Linked DNA regions of Mus musculus: region 2 is linked to region 1. The links are chromatin loops, found by intact Hi-C in ENCODE. Cell type or tissue: gastrocnemius. All regions are shown on one strand. Each heading gives the region's core, and the rest is flanking DNA. Links, peaks and the distances in the headings are about the cores only. Region 1 has its middle 21 kb from the start of Uqcrfs1. Region 2 holds the start of Exoc2 (exocyst complex component 2).

Region 1 (8,334 bases), core at 248-8,247:
ATTCAAATATGGGCAATCCTGGCCCTGAGGTGTGGTCCTGAGTTCCATAAAATGCTGGCTGAGCAAGAGCCAGAGGGGCAAGGCATTTCTCTGGTTTCTGCTTCAAAGTCCTGCCTTGGATTCTTGCTCTGGTTTCCCCCGGACGGACTATAAACTATAAGCTAAAATAAGCCCTTTCCTCCCCTGAGTTGCTTTGAGTTGGTGTTTTATCACAGTGGCAGAGAAACAAGTGCAAACAAACAGCCTTATTTTTCCTTCTTGCCGTCTAAAGCTTAGAACCCACAGGCTCCAGATAGTTTTTCTATATCTTCACTGAGTCCAGGACTTCCAGCATGACCTGAAAGAGGTCAGAGCACTGCCTTCTTTGGGGAATTTGAAAATGCCTTCTCATTTGGCTTATTATTATTATTTCTTATTGCAGGTTAGTGTCTGCTTCAGATCTGTTTACATAGAAATGGCTTCTGGGAGATGCTTTGAAGAGTATCTAGCCACATATCTGTCACTGACCTCAAAGTCATCCTTAGCCAATGGCCTTCCCTGTTGCTAACAGAAACCAAGAAGCCCATTGGCTAGTGTTTTCTTGAACTATGTTTGCACAGGAGCTTCAATACAACCACAGTCAGATGCTTGCCCTCTGGGAAACACATTGAAACACCCTGAATTGTTCCTTTGACAGGGAATAGGAGGGAGAATTGCTTTCCAGGTTTGATGATGACAGTACTGTGAAGGTCACTCCCGGGCAGGTAGAACTTAGAAATGCAGTACTCCCCAAAGCACTTGGGCCCCAAGGCACAAAGTTGGGTATGCACTCATGTAAAGCCTCCAGGCCTTTCTTCATTCCCTACTGAGGCCGAGAACACTCTCACCTCCACACGAGCTCTCTCAGTGGAAGGAAGGCTAAGCATAAGCCAACAGTGTGTAAAGCTCCCAGTGGGCTCGGACCCCTGCCCTGATATTATCTCTTAGAAATACTGCCTGTCATTTGCGCAGTCACCAGATCATAAGTTCATGCAACGCCCGTGCACAAACTGCAAACTTTTTATGTGTCTCAGTGATATTTAAGTTGAGAAGGCAGACAAGGCAAGTGATAGGCACAGCCAGCTTGGCGGGAGTGACCGAGGAAAGGAAGAAACCCCATTGATGGGACTACAAAATTAGGCAGCTCCCTTGGAAGATAAATGTCAGGGAAAGTCTCACTGAAGATGTGAGATGGATTGGCCTCCAGCACATGTGCCTGTTTGGGTCTGGCAGAGGAGGGCACTCTTGGAATAGAGATAGTAGCAGCTGATCCTGGAAGGGACTGACTTATGTATGGTCCCCAAGAATGTTACCAGAAAGACAGGGAGTCCTTCAGGGCCGGGTAGAAGCTTTTGATTAGTATTAGAAGTATCATGAGGCCATTTCTCTGCTGAGGCAGCCACAGCAAGGTAACGAAGCGAATGGATTATGGTTTCAGACTGTATCAGAGGGGCAGAAGACTAGCTCCAAACAGATAATCTAGGTGTCACCTGCAAAGGGAGGTGCTGTTGAGGGTGTAGGTGGTGTGGATATGGAAAGAAACATATTTGAAGATGGGGCAGGGAGTAGTAAGACATAGGTCTTAGGTTTCTAGCATGGGAGACAGTATTACTTGAATCTATTTCCAGAAAAAATGAAATATTTACATTCAAGTCCAAGGTACGCTACAATAAGTTAAAATGTGGTCTTATTTGTTAAAAAAAAGGGACTTCTCACATGTTTATTTATTTCATTTTATTTAAATAAAAATTAGTTGATTAAAGGGGACCACAATGCAATAAGATAGATGATCTTATAGCACAAGAAAATTCAGAGACAGTTTCTGGCACCAGCAAGTTGCCAGGCTGGAGAGAGCAAGGGCTGTGCAGAGTGGGAACTGTTAAACAGGAGTGGGGGTGTGGTCAAGAAGCATCACTGGGACCCCCATTTCTAGGTATTGAGCAGTGGCTTAGCAAGGGGAAAATTCTATAGGAAGGCATCAAAATCTGGAAATAAAGCTTAGTGGGTGGAGAGCTTGCTACAACATGCATGAGGGCCTGGGTGTGGATCCTCAAGACCCATGTGAAAAGCTAGACATGGCTGTAGGCACTGTGTCATCCCTGGGTTGATGTAGGGGAGACAGGAGGATTAGTAAGTCTGCTGGTATTTTCCCTGTTCAGTGAGAGACCCTGTCTCAAGGACACAAGGTGGGTCTGAAGAAGTTCAGGGCATCTGATGGCTTCTTCAGATCACCACAGATGCAGAGAGAGGGGGGAGGGGGAGGGGGAGAGGGGGGGAGGGGGAGAGGGAGAAAGAGGGAGAAAGAGGGAGAAAGAGGGAGAAAAAGGGAGAAAGAGGGAGAAAGGAGAATTTCTTTAAAAAGAGCAAGGAAACCAGTCACAGGAGTCAAAGTCAGGAGGAACATATGGCCACAGCAGCAAGCCCATGAGAAGTGGACACTGTCCTGGTGTCTGTGGACCATCTGAGAGGGTTCTAGCCAAACAGAATGTCACCCTGCTCCTCTGAAGTAGCCAGAAGCCACCACCTGAGAGACAGGGACTGCCTGTCACCTTCTCTGGACTTACTGAAAGCCCAAGATGGCTCAGAGAGTCTTACACGCGTTCTCGCGACCGGCCAGGAAGAACACAGCAAATTTATTGCTTACATCTTCAGGAGCCAGAGAGCAAGAGAGCAAGAGAGCAAGAGCAAGAAAGCAAGAAAAAGAACAAGAACAAGAAAGCAAGGGAGAGAAAGCAAGAGAAAGAAAAAGAAAGCAAGAACAAGAAAGCAAGAGAGAGAAAAAGCAAGAGCAAGAGAGAGAACAAGAGAGAGAGAAAGAATGGCAAAACCCCGTCCCTTTTAAGGAGAATTATCCTCCGCCTAGGACGTGTCATTCCCTGATTGGCTGCAGCCCATCGGCCCAGTTGTCATCACAGGAAAGGCAGAACACATGGCGGGAAAACTGCCCCTGCACGTGTGCAGATTATGTTTACTACTTAGAACACAGCTGTCAGCGCCATCTTGTAATGGCAAATGTGAGGGCGGCTCCCAACAAGAGAGTAACAGGCTCTTGCTTTCAAGTCCAGTGACCTAAACTTGATCTCTGGATTGAGGGAAGGAGAGAACTGATCCCTGCAAGCTGTCCTATGCCCTTTGTGCATGCGCTATGGTGCGCTACCCCAGTAAATAAACAAAGGGAAAACACAAATGACTGCCAAAAGGAGTTAGTGGAGCTGTTTGTAACGACAGCCCTTGCCACAGGGGCAGGCTAGACAGCTCAGCTCCATGATAGTTGATTTTAGACCCAGCCCCTGAACTTGAAGAGCGAGAGGTCTTCCTCATCTTTTCTCTTTTACTCTCTCAAGCTCTGAGACAATCAACCACATCTCACATTCGGGTCATCAGAGGTATGGCTCATGAAGGACTTTCTGTGATACGTTCATATTTTTAGTCATCTGAAGAGTCACACTTCCATTGGCCTGGTAACTAGCCTGAAATGGAAGGTGAGGGCTGTTCTGGTGGCTTCATTTTCCAGTGTCATTGTCACAGAGTTTCTCCATTTCAAACTACCTTTCTCTGAACCACATCAAGGGAAAGACAAAAAGAACTGGGTTTGGAAGTACCAAGAACTCCAAGGCAGGCCTCAACCAGAATTCAAATGTGAATAGCACTTTGCCTAAAGGGGCCTACTGATCGGTTTTGAAAGGGCGGAAAGTATTGCCTAAAATTAAGAGCTACCAGTGGATACATATTCCATTTCTACATTAAACATGGGGAAATAAGCTACTTGGAAAGAAAGAAAATCTTATTTTTAGGATTATTTACAATTTACATCAATGATTTAGGAAGTTGGCCACAACTCTGATCCAGAAGAGAACATGAGACCATGGCAGGACACATGCAGAAGTCGCTGTGCATGGTCGGGGCCTCTTCCACAGTCCTCTGGCTCCCTCCAGAGGATATGTCGCTCCTGGATTAGTGAAGAAGACAACGCTACAGTTGCACACAAGTGGTCTGACTGGCCTATCTTTGTCACCGGCCCAGAGCTTCGAGGAAGAGCCACCAAGTCTCTTGGGATGAAAGTCTCAGGTCCGACCACTGGAGAGGCTTCTTGGATGTCCCGGTGTGGTTTGTCACCCTTCTGTGTGTGGAGATGGATTGGAGGGTTTGGGTACATGTAGTAAATGTTTAACAAATACATGTTTGATGACTTAACAATAAATACAATGCTAGCAAATTCAGGCTTCTGTATAACCATGGAACAAAAGACCAACACTTGCAAGGTTGTTTTTCTCCAGCTCGGCTTTTGTTTCTAAAAGGACAGGGGTGAGCATTAGCTTCTGATAGATGTGACTTAAGAGAGTTGAGACATGGGCCCCAGCAGCAGCACAGCCCATGGGCAGCAACAGGGCTTTAGGTAGCAGCACAGCCCATGAATCCACAAGGCCTTTGATGGTAACTTGGGCCTCGAACATCAACACCAACCCTGACTGCAGCAGGGCCTTGGACCTAGGCATGGCCCTTGGTGGCAGCATGGACCCAAACATCAGCATGGCCTTGGGTGACAGTCCAGGCCACTCATATCTGTATGGCTCCAGGGACAGCACAACCCACGGATGTCAGCATGGCCTTAGACTACAGCACAGACCATGGGCATCTGCATGACCCTTGGTGGTAGCACGTGCCACAGACATCAACACATCCACTGGCAGGCACACTCTTCTGCCATGTGCCCATCTGTGGCCTGCACTGCCACCAGAGGCTGTGTTGATGTCGATGGTCTGGGCTGCCTTCAAGGGCCTTGTTCTACTTGTCTGGGCCCCTACTGCAGGAGGGGACCATGCTCGTAGTCAGTATGGTCTCCAGAAACAGTGTGAAGGCACATGGTCTGTGCTTGCACTGACGGCAAAGATCAAGGAGATTACTTTGGTTGTCGTATCAATAACTGCAGACACATAGTTGAGGGGGAGGAGTGTGGAAAACTTCAGTGACACCCCTTATCCCTCACAACCCCCTCTCTCCCCAAAAGTAACAGCCTAGACTAGAAGCCACTGAAGAGAACACCTCAAGAGTATGATAAGGATGCTGATGTAGCTCTCCACGATTGATGGCTTCTGGTGGAAGTGCGGCAGGGGAAGGACTCAGTTCTGTTTAAGGGCAGGTTAGGGAGAGTTTGGCCAAGCTCCAGTGAGTACATGCAGATAGCACACATTAGATGTTTTACTCTTTTTTTATCTTTAAAATATTTTTAGGGGAGAGGTCACAACTGGGAAGGCAAACACAGGGCTGGGGAGTGAATATGATTGGGGAGCATGGTGTGAAACTTCCAGAGAATTAATAAAAATTCTACTTTGAAAAAAAAAGACAAGACAAGACAAGAAAGAAAAAGAAAAGAAAAGAAGAGAAGAGAAAAGAAGAGAAAAGAAAAGGGCTGAGGCATGAGTTCCCCTGGGAGAAGGGAATTATTAAGAAACGACAACCATTTAGCTTCTGTGATAAAGAGATAAGCATTCTTAGTCACAGATCAGCACAGGGTCTTGAGAGGATAAAACACAGGGCAAAAAGGTCCTGGTGTATGACTTATTGGGAAGCCCAGGAGAGGCTCAGGGTAGGCACTCAGGGATATAGAAGGGGTCTCCAAAACAGTCACAGATGTGTGCTAGGGGGACACAGTGAGGAGATGGGGATTTCAGAGGCTTCTGGTTCCCATCGTCCCTCTGATGAAAATGTTCCTAGAAAGGAAGTGACTGACTCTGAGTCACACAGTGCTAGGACTAGAACCCAGCAGTCTGCCCTTTGCTTCAGAACCTCTGTCTCTGAATCACGTCTTAAGGCTGAGGGCACTAGTGGAGACCTCTTAGGCTGTAAGAACCAGCTCTCTACAACTAGTTCATTGGAAATTGTGGGCTACTGGAAAGTGACATTAGTATTGGCTACTGGGCAGGGGACATTGTCGAGAGTTACCAGAAACCCAAGATGGAAGAGTTACATAGCTCTTCAGACCACAGGAACATCTCACGGTGCATCTTTGGGCACACTGTGATTATTGGATGTAGGTTTTGTCCTGGAGTCCCAGTAACGTTCATAAGCTAGCTAGGCATGGATCTCAGCTCTGCCCCTGGCTACCCCGACAGTTTCTACACAATGGCTTTCTCTCCTTCGATTCATTTTCCTCTTTGAGATGGTACATTCTAGTAGTATGTGCTGTGATCTGGAGTTTGACTGCTCTTTCTTACTCCAACATTGCCAAACAGGAGCAGGGAGATTGGGAGCATATTTACCTCTTTGTGCTTCACTTTAATCAGCCATAAAATGAGGACAATTGTATTACCTATGTACAAAGCTGCTATGGTAGTGAACAAGTTTGCTTGCATAAGGAGCCTGCAAGAGGGTCTGGAACAATCTTCAATAAAGCACAGCTGTTACTTGTGTTCACTGATGGCCAGACATAGGGGTGACAACATGGTCTTAGATGACCGAGTTTTGTTGAGCAACGGATATATGTGCAAGTACTTTGAGACTTGGAACATGGAGGGCCAACCATTTAAATGCGATAACTTTAGAAACCAATCATAAAGAGGCCTGTTCTGCAGGTACTCAATACATTGTTATGGATTTGATGGCTGCTATTTTAACCAAAAGGATATTTCATTGCAAAAGGCCAGTTCATCCTTCAAACTGCATGTTTGAAGAGCTTTAGGCTTAGATACCGCTGGTTTCCCCGTCTTTTTACTGAGGGACATCCACCAGTTTGTCCAGCACAGGCTCTCTGTAGAACTGGAAATAGAGATATACTACACAAACATCATCCATATTGCCTCTCTCTGTAGTCTGGGGAACGAAATACAAAATAAATTCAAATTGGTTTCTACAGTAAGATTAAAGACTGGTCGATATTTGACTTTACTCTGTGTACAAGCTACCAAGCCAGCTTGCTACTGCTTTGTGGATAGAAACAAAGAGCATTGTTAGGTGTAGCACAGAAACAATCACTCAGCAGCAGGTTTGTTCCCCTTGTCCCACTTCCCACAGGTAAGCAGTATGCTCGGATTGATGCTGGGCATGCAAAAGAATGTAGAACACAGGGGGATTCACCAACCAGTCAAGTGTTCTTTGACTGGGGGCCTCAGGCAAACCCCTCAGGGTTACAAACACAATTATCCCTCAGAAATGGACTAACATAATAATGTCCCAGCAGACACTTTTGTTACACCAAAGACTTTTTGTTGTTAATATTTACATTTTTTTTAAGAAGAACCAAGCCATCCCTACACATAGATATTGGTGGTGGGCAGGACAGACCACATTTGCCATCTTTGCTTTTAGATATGACCTCTACTGGCAGTGTTCTGTTTTAGACAGACAAGACTTCCTGGAACCTCAAGGTTTCTTCTTGCCTAGAACTGAAGACACCTGGCCCCCTGCATTCTGTGGAGATGACCTCTAATGCCATTGCTGTTTCTTCTATATGTATAAGGTTTCCTTTAAAAGAAAACATGAATGTGAAGAAAGGCAAAGCCAAAGGGTCTTGGTTATTATGTGCATAGCCCTTCTTAGGAGGTTTGAGAGAAGGGATCTGACCTCGTGGTGAGCCACAAGTCCTTGCTTGCTCACCAAAGGGGCCACTGGGATTGGTTGGGATGTCTCACTTTGAACTAGTTCATCTGGTTCTCCAGGTCTGAAATGGAAGTTCGTATCCACAGTGGTATACATTACTGTACAGCTATCTCAGTAGCTATCTGATGCATGGAAGATCAGTATGTGTTTCAGAGTCCACACACATAACAGATGACTCCCCCAACATGACCATTGGGTTGGGAACCTCAGTGTGGAAAAGATATATGGAATCCTGAAAGGAAGGAGAGTTTACTTTCTGCCTTGGTGCCCTTGTGACAGGGTCACTCGCTTTATAATTTGTTTGATAGTTTCATACATTTGTACAATGAATTTCAGACAGTTTCCCCCATGCTCGTCTCACCCCCTACTGGAATCTTTCTTCTCCACAAATCTCCACTTTGCCTTATTCGTGTCTCCTTTCGTGTCTCGTGGCCCACTGAGGTCAATTAGAGTTTCTTTCCCAAAAAGGGGTGGGAGGTGATTTACTCGAGTGAGGGAAACTTGTCACAGGTTACACTACTGAAGAAAACGACATCTCTCCTCCAATAACCATTAGTTGCCAATAGTCTCTCAGGGAGGGGCAGGGCCTTGTGGTTCCTCCCCCATCGATGATGAAATGTTAAACTGTCCAGGTTTGTACAAGTCTTATGCAGACAGCTATAGCGGCAGTGATCTCATTAGTACAAAGGCTATAGCATGTCTGGGAGACAGCTTCTTGTG
Region 2 (8,334 bases), core at 68-8,067, 410 kb before region 1:
CAAAGGATTATAGAAACAGAGGCAGAGGGAGCTGTCTCAAAGTTCTGCTTAAAATGGATGTGTTATAGGTAACCTAGTCACAGAACAAAGCCTCCGGGGGAACCACAACTTTCAATTCAACAGCAGAGTAATTAGTGTGATCCACTACCATGGTGTACAGAATTATTTGGAAAAACTACACTAACACCACCCATATGCCCCATTCTGCCCAGATGGCCAGACAGAGGTGCCAGAATAACGAGTCTTGAGGCCCTGCCAAAACTCCTTCAGAGAGTCGTGCCGAAACCTTCTTGTGAGATCTCAGGGCTTAAAGCACTTCAGGCTTACTCCTATCCAACCAACTTTAAAAATGAGATTAACTGGAACTTTCCAAAGGTCAAAGACTCAGGAGTTACATCACATATGAACCAGAAAGTAGCTTCTGGATTTTCAATGTAATTTTTCTTTTAATCAATGGTGCTATAGTTAGTTCTTGATTTCTTTTTCAGGACTGTGGATATTTTTGTTTCCCATCATAATTTGCTGTTGAACACTTTGAATATTTCTTTTCAGGAGCAGTGAAAAATGAAGTACTTCTCAACTTTCCTGGTTAAGTGTCTTTGTTACAAGGGTGCAGCCGGGAACAACAAAGGTTTCACTTGGTGAAAGTGGAAAGTCTATGTGGTTTGAAAATGCTTCCTAGCTTTAATCCGTGCATCTGTTCCTTATGTGAAGACATGCTGGCTGGCAACGGGCTGCCTCCTCACTTACAGGATAGAGAGTTGAGGATGAAGACATCCTGAGTGGGTAAGGCACAGCTTCCTTTCTACATAGCTTTTCAGGTGCAGAGCTACAATGTTGGTGTCCTGTCACTGCCTTGAGAACCTGAGGTCAGTCCCTGTGAAAGACATGCTTCTGAGCCTTACACTTTAGGGGAGTCCTGCTGAACATAAGGAAATGCCATCATGGACAGACAGGACCAGGATAACCAGTGGGAGAACAGACCTTGGCAGCTGAGCTACAAAATGGAATCCAGTAACCCTGCCTTCTTCAGATGCTACCACTTTCATGGATAAACTGGGAGAAAGTGGGAGATTTATGTAGTTTTCTATGTCAGTCCTATGGCCACTGACATTGTGCAAATTTATTTTTGCTCAAACTGAACAGGCATACCTGTTTCAAAGTAAAAAAGGAAATTCCAAACTATCTAATATCACACACACACACACACACACACACACACACACACACTCACTCACTCTCACACACACAGATTCACACACACAGGTTCACACACTCACAGACACACACACAGAGACTCACACACTCACAGATACACACTTAGACTCTCACACTCACAGACATACACACATACTCTCATACAAAGAGACACACACACACAGGCAGGCAGACAGACAGACAGACACACAGTCACCTACTACTAGCTAGCAATCTGAACTAAATTAGAAGCCGTGGTGAGAGGACACCCCTGCAATCCCAGCACTTGTGAGGCAGAGGCAGGGAATTTCAAAACCAGTCTGGGCAATACAGTGAGACTCTTTGAAAACAATGACAGCAAAGACCAACAAAATAAGAAAAACTAAAAGTAACTAAAACGAAACCATACATTTAGTTAGAAACCCCCTATTTAGGACCCAAAGGGATCTTAATTCCTATTCACATATAATCATAGCATTTGATTATTTCTGCCCTCTGGGGACTGAAAAGGAACTAGAGAGCATCCCCGGATGCTAACTGAGCCCTTCCCACATTCTGACCCAGTTCCTTTTTTTTTTTTTTTTTTCCAGGCTATGTGGCTCTCATATATCTTTGGCAGAGAGAACCTTTCCTCAATTTCTTCACTCCCTCACGGACCACCTACGGACATAAGCTGCCACCAGCGACGCCCAGATATAAACACAGGTGCTCAGCACATCTGCACTACTGCATGGCAGGAAGAGCCAGATGGTCGGGGTAACAGTAACACCAGGCCTCCTCTTTAGAGCCAAGTTTATTTACAATTTTCAAATTGAAATATGCAAATTTCAAGTAAATAAAAAGCCCACGGGGCTCCATTTCACTGTAAAGTTGATCAGAGACATATGACTCTGCTGAAGACTTTTCACACTGAGACCTGGAGCCAATGAGAAATGGAGATTGCTAGGTTCATATCAGGGCAGTTGCTAGGAGCACAGGATAGCTAAAACGAAGGTAAAAAGGACATGAGTCAAAGGGTTTCCTAAACCAAGAACCATGGCTAAGGAATTTCTGAAAGAGCTCGGGTTGTGTGACAGACAACCTTGCAGGCTTTCAAATTGTCTCTGCAGCTTTAACCACGAAGGATGCCAACACTGGTAGTATTCGCTTAAAGCATGTCAACTGTCACTATATCGTCAAAATTTATCAAACATTGCTTTTTTTTTCTTTTTGCTTGGCTGTTTAGCAGATTTTGAAGTAGATGGCTAGAAATAGATCTCTCCCCACAGCTTTGGTGAACACTTGAATCTCAGCTTTTCATCCTACAACCATTTTGTGAAGCACACACAATCCCTTCTCTCAGGAAGTTCAAGAGTAGGACAAGAGAGTAAATGAAGAGACTGGTACTCTGCTGACAGGTCTAATGGATGGCCAGCCTGGTGGACTGAATCATTGTCACAGTGGGTCTCTGTGGTACATACTATGAGAATGAATATGGCAGGAATGCCCCAGCAAGGACAACTAACTAATCGTTAGCTTCTCCTAAGAAGGCGCCTTAAGAGATGGCATCTTTACAGTTGTGTTGAGGGTTAGGTTGCACACTAACTATGTATGGCCCCTTTCAAGCTGACATGCCATGCAGTACTGAGTACTTAAGGTATTGATGTAAGGCAAAACAGATACATAAATTATCCAGGGAGCCTAGTGGTGTCTCCTGGTGTTTCCGAAGACTGTTTTAGATAGATTGGAAGTACTGTGTCAAAATCCTTCTTTTTAGTTCTAATGAAATCTGAAAGTGTTGAGAACATAAACCTATACAATGATTTGTAGCCTCAGTGGCTACCGTAGCAATTTTAGTTTTAACAGTTTTATTTTCTGGCAACTTCTGCACCAGTGTTTGCTAGTTAGTTTCAGGGTTAGGAGCAGAAACTTGAGGGAGGGGAAAAATAAAGAAAATTGTACCAGTGTTCTTTATGTTAACAAAAGAGTCTCTTTCCTCTTCTGAGTGTTTCTGTTTCACTAGCATAGTATATTTATTATTATTATTTTTTTTTGATCCAGGGAAAACTCTGTGAGTTTTCCAGAGCCACCATTCTGGCTTTGATGATAGGCAGCCTTACCTGACAAATGGCATGTCACTGAGACCTGAAGGGTTTTGTTTCACAGTGAAAGGCTCCGTGACTGCCAGAGATTTCTTACAGTATTTCCTTAGGACCTCTGCTGCCAAGTCTCTTGCTCACGAATAAAGAGTGTTCCCTTGATCTTCAAAATGGATGGTCTGGAAACACTTTGACGTATCTTCTCACAAATAGGAGAGAAAAATGAAGCCATACAATATCTCTTAATTCATAGTGCCTGTACGACACCCTCTTCAGTGTATGTACTGAATGAAGCATAAGGTATGCTTCACAGAAAGATATCTGAAAAAAAAATAGCTTAGGCCAGTGGCTCTTAACCCCCCTGGGGGAATGATCTTCACGCAGGGGTTGTTTAAGACCATCGGAAAACAGATATTTACATTGCCTTCATAACAGTAGTAAAATTACAGCTATGAAGTAGCAACATAATAATTTTATGGTTGGGGGTCACCACGATATGGGGAACTGTATTAAAGGGTCTCAGCATTAGAAAGGTTAGGCTGTTATTGGTCTTAGATAATGGGCACCCCGTAGCTACTTCTCTCCACAGTCATGGCAACACAACCACAGGTAGACCCTATGCTTCTGCCATTATCCTCTGCTGAAGATCACTGTCCTTCGTTCCTGCTACAGAGGAAGCCACAGGGATATGTCTGCTTCAGTTCAGCTGGCCATCTCCAGAGTCCACAGGAGGGTACCTTCAAACCTTAGGGCTTATGGGCTGTAGATAGCAGTCGTTTCTATAATATGGGGGTCTTGTGAGTTTGCAAATCAATTTGCCACTCAGACCCTTGGGACCCCAAAGCTCTGACCTGTGAGAAATCTTAATAAGGCGGGCACTCCTGGCTAGATGCAGTCCTTTGACTGAGGTTTGCCTCTTGACCTGGTGCTGATCCCTGACCGCTGTGGACTCTTGGGCAACATCTACTGTGACTCTAACCGACTGTATCCTCTTTACCCCTCCCCTCTTTTTCCTCCCCGAATTCCACCCTTCCACTTTCTCCCTCTCCTCCTTTCTGCTTCCCTCCTTCTTTTCTCCCTTTCCCATCAATTCCTCTTCTCCTTTCCACCTCTCCACCCTTCTCTCCTCCTCCCTCCCCACTTTCCCTTTCTTCCCTCTCTGTCCACTTCCATGCCGTCGATATCCTCTAACTTCCCTTCTCCATAGTCTGGTCCTCCTTCTATTCCTTCCCCTCTGGGAAGAGGCGGTCCATCCAGCACTCGGTGCTCGGCTAGGCGGCGGATCGACGCGCTCGGCGCTCGCGGCGTGCGGAAGTGCGGCCCTAGTGCTGGCTGCGGCGGCCTGGAACCGGTTGGCTGGGACCTGACACCGCCTGCAAGCTGCAGGTGAGTGTCGCGTCCTGGGTGAGGACGCCCCGGGTCCGGAGTGGAATTCCGCGGTGGCACGGGACCGTCGGGGCTGGGCGACCTGGGGAGGCGCGGTGAGGGACCCGGGGCGCGGGGCTGAGTGTGGGAGCCGCGGGCCGAGCCTTCCCCACCCGCCTCCGCGCAGGCCGCCGGGCTGGACCCGGAGGAGCGGCTGGTGTGCAGGGTCTGCTTGGAATCTGTTTAAGTCCCCCGCGCTAACGTGGACGGGAAGCTTGAATGGTTTCCTTTACTACTCTGGGAGCAGCAAGTGCGGGTTCAGCCACACCTCCATTCGGCCATTTGAATGCCTTACACTAAAAACACTAATGGCAACTGGTTATCTCTCTACTAACTTTGTTTATAAAGCTTAGCTTGTGATGGCCCAGGCTTGGTAACAGATTCCCCCAATGGCAAGGAACTGAAAGTCAAAACAAGAATGATCTAAGTGTGAACAATTTGTGATTCGAAAGGTGACAGAAAGACGCTGATGTGTGCTTGCCTCTTACATGTTCTCTTTTGTTTGACACAGTAGACAGTATTTTTAAGCAGGGGAACCTCTGTTTGTTGGAAACAATTTTTGGAGTTATTAGAAAGTAGTCCTTTTTTTTTCTTTTTCAATTATTTAATTTACTGTACCAGACATTTTGAACTATTACCTTCCAAAAGGTGATACCTTGAAGATTACATTCAAAACATTTGTAAAGGCTGTATTCTAGTATGGGGCTTCTTCAACTTTTGCCACCAAAAATTTATAAAGAATTTCCATGGTTTTATATGTAAGTTTATAAAATAGGTAGACAATCTATGTATTCACTATCTGTAAATCACAAAGCTTTTTATTTTAGGACAATTTTTGTATACATCAAACTTACCATTTATTAAAGATGAAAGCATAGAGTTGGATAACTCGGTTCTTTTCACATACATAGTTAAGTCTTGGTTTAATATTTGTAACTACGGGACACTGAGCATCTTCAGGGCTTTCCAGAGCTGATTGATTATTTTAATTTTCTAATCATCGGTAGGAAGAGCAGTTCTACATACAAATACATAGTACACAGTGGTAGAAGGACAGTTAGAAACATTTTGGAGATTGTTGCAAATTTGTCCTTACTCCCAAGCCGAATCCATTGGTGATCTTTTAGAACTTCAAATCAGCAACGTAAAAACCAGTTTTTCAGATTAAAATTCGGACACAACACGATTTAAAGACCCAATCACTTGGTGATTACATGCTGAAGAATGCCAGTAGGGAAATGTGAATAGTCTTTGTTTTCTGTAATAAAACCATTTTTCTCCTTTAAGAACAGAACATTTTGTTTGTGTGTGTGTATATACGTATATACATATGCATAATATATACATATATACACATACATATATACATATATGAATACACACATATATGTATACACACATATATGTATGTGTGTATATATGTATATATTTGTTTGTATGTATGTATGTATATATGTAGTGTGTTAGTTTTTTCAGTGTTGTAACCAAGTACCTGCTAAGCAGTTTAAGGGAAGAAGGTCTCACTCCAGTTTATAGATTGGAGTTATATAGCCTATGCTAGTGAGGCTGCCTCATAGTGGCAGGACTGTGCCCTGGGACCCCTCAGGAACAGGAAGCAGATAGAAGTCAGGATGTGGGGCTGGGCTCTGAAACCTCAAGTCCCCACCCCCTAGTGACTCACTTTCACAACAAGGCTCTTCATCTGTAAGCTTTCATAACTGCCTAAAACAGTGTTAGGAGGTTCTGAGCCTATAGGAGATATTTTCTATTCAAATCGTAACATACAGTGAAAACAACTGCTATTTGTAACATATAGTACTTTGACGCTGAGTTGTAGGGTTTGGGTTGAATACTCTTGGGTACTTCATGACATGGCAACGTGCACAGAGAGAAAGTTCAGAACCAAGGCTGGGATGAAGTTGGATTGAGTACTGCTGGTAACACCTTTGATTCACTATGGATTTCATTTTTTAATTCATTTTTGATCCCATGTGTTTAGAAGACTTTCATTTCGCTTTTTCTTTTTTTTCCTCTCTCTGCATTCAGTTCCACAACCCTGTATAACCTACAGGATTGCCACTCACAGTTTAAGAATCTGTATTCTGGTAAAAGACTTGGTACCAAATAGAATCTCTAAGTGTATAGCTACAGCAGGATCTTACCACGTAGGAAACACTAGGGATAAACTTGTCTCTCAGTTATCTTTTCACACAGGCTGTGGTTTTACTCTTCTTTCTTTGAGAGGGTCTCACTATTGATTGATCACTATTCAGGTTGATCTTTTGTTTTTTTTTTTTTTTTTAAAGATTTATTTATTTATTATATGTAAGTACACTGTAGCTGTCTTCAGACACACCAGAAGAGGGAGTCAGATCTCATTACGGATGGTTGTGAGCCACCATGTGGTTGCTGGGATTTGAACTCAGGACCTTTTGGAAGAGCAGTCGGGTGCTCTTACCTGTTGAGCCATCTCACCAGCCCTCAGGTTGATCTGAACTCTTTGACTGAAGTGATCCTCATACCACAGTTTCCTCAGTGCTGAGACACATCACTATCTATGCCTGGCTTTTCTGTACTCAGTGTTAGCAGGCCCAGGTTCCTAGTAATGCCTACTACATAGTACACATACTACACATGTTTTTAATGTTTATCTAGTAGATGAGTTTTAGGCTTATGTTAAAGTAGGAGATTTTGAGATTGATTGCAGTGGGAAATAACTTCCGTTACCAAACGGTTTGAGGAAGTATGGCATGATAAACTCTGGGGATGTAGGTGTGCATGCCCTTGACTGCCTGCAGCGCTGGGATGGTAGGGACCACTGTAATCACTTTACAGTGGGTTTATGTTGAATAGAGGAATGATGCTATTGGTGCAAATGGGCACACTTCACCTAATTGTGGACACACAGGGAATTTTGAAGCTGTGAATACACACATAGGCTTTTTTGATCTCAATTTGGATATTAAAGTCAAATTTATTTTGGTGTAGGAATTAAAGCAACCATTCAGCTCTCCATGTGCTACGGCCAGCCAGCTGCATGACAACAACTGGGTTACTCAGCATCTCTGAGCCTTAGTTTCCCTTTTTGTGTATTCAGAGAGACTATATAAAACCTGATTATCTCAGTGTGCAGTGTGCCTTCATTCCCAGCACTGGGGAGGCTGATGCAGGGGAATGCTGAGTAAAAGATCAGCCTGGGCTACAAATGTTACCCAGTTTCAAAAGCAAAAACAAATGTGACTTCTATAAACAAAACAAACACCAAGGACAGCAAGAAACGTCACCAATTAGATTTTCTCAGTCTTTGGGCATTGGAAATTTGCACTTTCGTAAATCATGTTATCATTTAGCATTTGTCTTATGTCTGAGTATTAAGGGTTGTGATTATCAAGAAAACTCACCTGATACAGGGAGTAGTTCTTGTCATCCCCATATCTCCCAATTTTGGCATATGACTTAGGTGTTCATAATGCCGTCAGCCTGGATTCAGAAGGGGTATTTTTGTCCCTCAAAAAATATCTTGAACCAAATGTAGTAATGGGTGTTGAGAGGAGGAGTGGTATGGGATCGAGTGAGAGGGAAAGCTTTGAGGAGTCCAAAGGGACAGGGAAGGTCTATGAGCATGGGCATAATT

The links. Hi-C counts contacts between places; a loop is a spot of excess contacts. Peaks named below come from ENCODE experiments on the same cell type or tissue, not always from the same donor. Only the 100,000 strongest peaks of a DNase experiment are listed, where the experiment ranks them.
Region 2: it touches region 1 in a loop (2.2-fold over the local background); 23 of 42 quality-filtered maps call a loop at or near these places.

The regions. Positions count from the first base shown.
Region 1 is chr13:30,562,597-30,570,930 of GRCm38, reverse strand. No RefSeq gene overlaps it. Among named protein-coding and RNA genes, the nearest start is that of Uqcrfs1, 21 kb to the right of the region's middle. In gastrocnemius, for the core only: a CTCF peak has its summit at 3,948; a DNase peak (open chromatin) is centred at 3,957.
Region 2 is chr13:30,970,323-30,978,656 of GRCm38, reverse strand. It overlaps Exoc2 (exocyst complex component 2), which reads left to right and starts at 4,610. Exons shown (of 28, transcript NM_025588.2): 1 at 4,610-4,661. In gastrocnemius, for the core only: no CTCF peak of the experiment used is centred there; DNase peaks (open chromatin) are centred at 233 and 4,586; H3K4me3 peaks cover 2,012 bases; H3K27ac peaks cover 1,475 bases.